2 separate regions of the Homo sapiens genome follow, and region 2 is linked to region 1. The links are chromatin contacts, found by Hi-C or POLR2A ChIA-PET in ENCODE. All regions are on one chromosome and are shown on one strand. Each heading gives the region's core, a stretch centred on a gene start or an enhancer-like site at or near the end of the contact. The rest is flanking DNA. Distances are from core to core; before and after follow the strand shown. Region 1 overlaps LOC105377688 (a long non-coding RNA gene). Region 2 overlaps LINC01847 (long intergenic non-protein coding RNA 1847).

What was found. A loop is a pair of places that touch in the nucleus more often than their neighbours do. ChIA-PET counts read pairs that join two places held with the same protein, here RNA polymerase II (POLR2A).
Region 2: a map of PC-3 shows a loop between it and region 1 (5-fold over the local background). The contact joins two enhancer-like sites. A Hi-C loop is called at or near these places in 1 of 168 maps with a recorded cell type or tissue (PC-3). POLR2A ChIA-PET finds 5 or more read pairs at or near these places in 5 of 52 experiments (A673, K562, OCI-LY7 and 2 more).

What each region holds. Positions count from the first base shown.
Region 1 is chr5:159,751,336-159,754,035 of GRCh38, forward strand. LOC105377688 (a long non-coding RNA gene) reads right to left here. Exons shown (of 4, transcript XR_001742949.2): 2 at 406-474. Among named protein-coding and RNA genes, the nearest start is that of LINC01847, 120 kb to the right of the region's middle. Within about 2 kb of position 1,361, at least 3 of the 41 ENCODE cell types and tissues checked have a DNase peak (open chromatin) inside an H3K27ac peak, as active enhancers do; they include PC-3, where a contact is called at or near this core.
Region 2 is chr5:159,824,424-159,827,123 of GRCh38, forward strand. The region is part of intron 2 of LINC01847 (long intergenic non-protein coding RNA 1847); the gene reads right to left. Among named protein-coding and RNA genes, the nearest start is that of LINC01847, 46 kb to the right of the region's middle. Within about 2 kb of position 1,293, at least 9 of the 41 ENCODE cell types and tissues checked have a DNase peak (open chromatin) inside an H3K27ac peak, as active enhancers do; they include PC-3, where a contact is called at or near this core.

The DNA.
Region 1 (2,700 bases), core at 111-2,610:
TGCATTAATGACCTCATTTATTTATCCCTACCTTCATCCATATCCTTTGACATGCAGGTATATATTCCCTTCATACTGATTCTGCATTTAACCACATGACTTGCTTAGGCCAATAGTATGTTAAGTTAATGTGACACAAAGGCATGAAAAGCACTTGTACAATTGGGCTTGCTTACTCTTACTCCTGTACCTTTACCATGAGAACAGGCCTAGGCCAATCTGCTAGAGGATGAAACACATAGAACAAAAGCCATGTTGACCAGGCAGTCACGCCCATTGAGGTCATCCTAGACCAACGAATAGTCAGTCAACTCCCAGACATATGAGCCTAAACCAGAAGAACTGCCCAGCTGAGCCCAGCCTAAACTTCCAACTTGCAGATTTGTAAGCTAAATAAATACTCACCATTTTAATCCTCTAAGTTTTCGGGTTTTTTTTGCATCTTGTTGTGGTAATCAATAACTATTTCACTCCCTGATAAGGAGACCAAGAATTTTGTGTTACATCTTATCCATCACTGTGTCTTACAAACAGAAGTTAATAAATATTTGCTAATGGAAATATGTTAAGGACTCTCAGCTTTCATAAGGTGTCAAACTCTGAAGCTCTCCAATTTCTCCAACCCTCTAAAGTGATATGAGAGAAGTGGAATTCCAATATTATTTAAAGTTTTCTAACATTCAGATACTCTCTGAGGTAGTTTTTCTGCAGTACTTCATTTAATCTCCACAGTACCTTTGAGAGGCAGGTATGAATTTTCCCATTTTAAAGATGAAGAAACTGAGGATAAGAGAAGTGAAGTAAGTTACCTAAGGTCACACAACAAGAGTGGTAGAGCTGGATTCTCCCTGTAGGTGAGCCTGCTTCTCAGGCCAGTGCAATCTCTGCTACATTTGAATGCCTTACACCCCTTGCTCTAAGGGTTAGAACCACCTCATTTGGCCTTTCTCTAAATACCATCTTTTTCTCCAGTGGTGTCATATTTGTTTATCTTGGATCCTAGACCTTTATTAGATTTTATTTTCTCTCATCATACTGGAAGATAATCTATTTATTGATTAGCATACTTGTTTGATACTTTAAAAATTACAAATTGTTGATTTCCTTGTATTTGTTTCTAAGAAACTTTATTCATTGTAAATAAATGAGGGAAGAAGTTGCTTTCCAAAGATCTCGAGAATCTAGCATTTTCTTAGCCCAAATTTGGCCCTTACTCTGGGTTTCTGGCCCCAATATTTGAGTTGTTCTCCTCTCCACACCCAACAGAAGTTATTTTTAAGTTGCATTTTATCCAAAGAGCATTTTTCAAAGAATGCCTTGGAAGGTCCTGGAGTTTCTCTTCAGCTCAAGAACTGTCCCTTGGCCCCACCCCGTCAGTCTAGGGAGTTTATTTTGGTCTATGCAAGAGTCGCATGTTTTCTTTTGATGAAGTCATCTGGGTATTTTGCTTCCATGCCCTTGGTCCTATTTCCTTAAGAAAGGCTGGTCTCTCTGTGATCTGCCAGGGACAGAGAGGTGGGCCCTCTTTTCTGTCAGTTAAGAAGCAGAATCACCACGAAGACCCTGCCTCTCCAACCCCAACCACACCCATGGCTTCCCCTGGGTACCCCCCAATCCAAATCCTTCTCTTTCTTCTGAGCCCAGCCCATCCCCCTCTCTGCCACAGTGAGCTCCCTGACTCATGAATTTGTAACAATATCCCTCTTTTCTGAATGATTAGAAAACCTAAAACACTTGATTGTCTATTTATTTAGCACATACAGACGGTCCCCAGTGAATGATGATTCAACTTACAATTTTTCGACTTTACGATGGTGTAAAAGCACTACACATGCAGTACAAACCGTACTTTGAATTTTGAATTTTGATCTTTTCCCAGGCTAGCAATATGCAGGATGATACTCTCTCATGATGCTGGGCATCAGTGAGCCATAGCTCCCAGTCAGATGTACCATTAGAAGGGTAAACAACTGATAAGCTTCAGTGTGCTATATCCGATAAATTACCTAAGATAGTCAACACTTTATTATGAAATATGAAATAGGCTTTGTGTTAGATGATATTGCCCAATTCTAGGCTCATGTAAGTGTTCTGTGTATGTTTAAGGTTGTCAAGGCTAAGCTGTGATATTCATTGGATAGGTTAGGTATATTAAACATATTTTTTTAAAAAAAATTTATTTCGATAAGTTTTGGGGGAACAGGTGGCTTTTGGTTACAAGAGTAAGTTCTTCAGTGGTGACTTGTAGGATTTTGGTGCACCTATCACCCGAGCAGTATACACTGAACCCAATTTGTAGTCTTTTATCCCTCACCCCCCCACACACTTTCCCCTGAGTCCCCAAAGTTCGTTGTATCATTCTTATGCCTTTGCATCCTCATAACTTAGCTCCCATTTATGAATGACAACATGTGAGGTTTGGTTTTTCATTCTTGAGTTACTTTACTTAGAATAATAGTCTCCAATTCCATTTAGGTTGCTGTGAATGCCATTAATTCGTTCCTTTTTATGGCTGAGTAGTATTCCATCATATATATATAGCACAGTTTCTTTATCCACTCGTTGATTGATGGGCATTAGGGCTGGTTCCATATTTTTGCAATTGTGAATTGTGCTAGTATAAATATGCATGTGCACGTATCTTTTTTGTATAGTGACTTCTTTTCCTCTGGGTAGATACCCAGTAGTGGGATTGCTGGA
Region 2 (2,700 bases), core at 43-2,542, 73 kb after region 1:
GAGAAAGAAAGGGAAAGAAAGGAGGGAGGGAGGGAGAGAGGGAGAGAAAGAATGAAAGAAAGAAAGAAAGAGAAAGAAAGAGAGCAAGCGAGCAGTTTTCTTGTTTCTAGAATAATTAGTATGGGTCTCCATCCCAAGACAGACTTTTTGGTCCTGTGCTAGAAAAGACTTCCTGAGCTAATTCATTTCATTTATTTCTAAGTATCTTGTTTTCATCATGGCATCTCCTGCAGGAAATGAAAATAGCCAGCAGCTTCGGCATAGAGAGACTGAGAGGTCCCAGCCCAACACCTCAGGACAAAGGCAGGGCATAGCAGATTAAATGCCACCATTGCTGCAGTCGCCTGCTCTCACTTTTCTCTCCCTGTCAAAGCTGATATTGAGTGTACTCTCCCTGTGAATTGAGCATTCTGTCATCAAAAAGCTCGGTGATGAAGCTTATCTCATTTTTAAAATCAAGACTTGTCTCCCGTCTTTAATACTGGATGACTAATACCTAGGTCATTTTTTAAAAACTAAATTAATTTGATGCTCTGATTCCCTGTTGTTGTGCAACAAATTACCTTAAAACGTAGTGGCTTAAAATAGCCATTTTATTTTGCTCACAGTTTTGTCAGGAATTGTCTTTAAACATGACAAGATGATAAAATAAAGTATGACCAATTCAGCAAACATGTATTGAGCACCTACCATGTCTCCATTACACCAGCCTGTCCTGCAGGCAAAAGCAAAGACACAGTGGGGTAGAATTTATGGGTGCATTTGGAGAACTGCAAGTCCTGGGTATGGCTGGAGTTTGGGTTCATGTGGAACCCAACAAGGGACAGGCTTCAGAAGTAGACTGAGGCCAGATCCTCAAAGCCCTCGAATGCCAGGATAAGAAATTTCAACTTCATCCCATAGGGTATGGGCAATAGGGAGCCATGGAAGATTTCAGCAGAGAAGAGTCACTGTCAGATCTATGCTGGGGGATAGGCAGGGAATAGATGCTTCTATGAGAAAAGAGTGAAGCGTCTGGAAATTTGCCCTCTTATTCAACACCTGAGGGGCTCCACAGTTAATATTCACCTTCAGCAGAGCTGACCTCCTGGACCTCATTTTACCCTAGCCCTGTTTCTTTGCCACTGGGTGCAGCTCAGCATGAAGAGTGCATGAGTGAGAGCCACGGGCCTCCTTAGGGGAAAAAGAACAAGTACTGCCCAAGTTGCTACATTGCTCATATGCATTGTTACCCTGAAAGGGTCACAGTCCCTTGCCTCTACAGGGAGTGGGGGATGAGGCTGCCTTGGTGTGGCTCAGAAAACATATTGAGGCTTGGCAGCACCTGAGAACATTTTGAAAAACTTCCCACCAGGTTTTATTTGTTTTGTTCACAGGCCCTTAAAGTTAGCAACAGAAATCACCTCTGAGGGCTTGGTTCCTGATGGCTCTCCAGTTCCCAACAGCTGTGGAGGGCCTCTCCTGGCCCATTTCCCTGACCAACCACTCCCTGCCCCTGTCAGGCCCCTCCCACCTCAGAAGAGGCCACAGCCGCAGGTCAGCTCCAGGCAAAGGCACAGGGTAATTAGAGGCTGCTAATCACTACCACGATAATAATACTAGTGAGTTAGGGAATGATTCACAGATACCAGACACCAACTTAAATACATGTATCCTCTCATCTAATGGTCAGAACAACCCACAAAGGAGGCATAACTATTTTCTTTATCAGATAAACTGAGGCATGGAGAGCAACTCACCCAGTTGCACAGCTAGTATTTGGCAGAACCTGGATGCAAACCTGGCTCTGATTCCAAAGCCGAGGCCTCTTGGCCCTCCAGTCTCCCATTTCTCAGCGCTTCCCTTGGGGAGTTGCCTCTCCTACTGCCCCCTCAGGTACCCAGCCCCCTGCACCTAGATTTTATCATGTAAGCATCCAGTTCTTCCCATATGCAGCTCCTTTGTCTCAGTTGTGTCAACTAATTTTATTACCCTGGGTAAATCCCTTCATTCGCCTGGGCCTCAGTTTCTTCATCAGTAAAATGGGGATGCCCAGTCTGTCTTATAAAGTCAGTCCAGGCACTAAATCAGTTGGTGTGCTCCTGCGGCCCTGGGAACCTGGGATGGGCACTTAACTGTAAAGTCTTCTTATGACAATGCAGAAGTGACTCATCTGGTGAGCAGCCCAAGCCCTTCCTGTAGGCAGTGAGCACTCAGGAGGTTTCCACAAATAGATTCAAGCAACAGGTGTCTGCACCCTGGGTAGCTCGGTACCTGCCAACTCTGCTGGCAATGCTCGCTCTGGGCTCTTTCCACAGAGAGAGGTCACATTCCATGGCCCAGCAGCCCAGCACAAGGAAACAGCCCTGCCCACACACAAGGAAAAGTGGACATTAAGGGTTCTGCTTGTTTTTAAAAGGCTTATGGGCCTCCAAGGCAGAGGAGAGAAGAGCAGGGAGACCAGGTCTAAAGTGAGGGTGGAGACTCTCCTTGTTCCTAGCTGTGGAACAGAAGCACTGTCTCCCCAGGGTGGAGGCCAGCAGCTTTCCCAGCAGGCAGACTATGAACTGCTCTGCTCAGACTTCAGACTTGGGTCTGGCTTAAAAGGAGCACAGAGTCATATTTGCTGGATTAGTTTCCTAGGGCTGCCATAATGAAGTACCACAGACTGGTGACTTAGAACAACAGCAATGTGTTGTCTCACAGTTCTGGAGGCTGGAA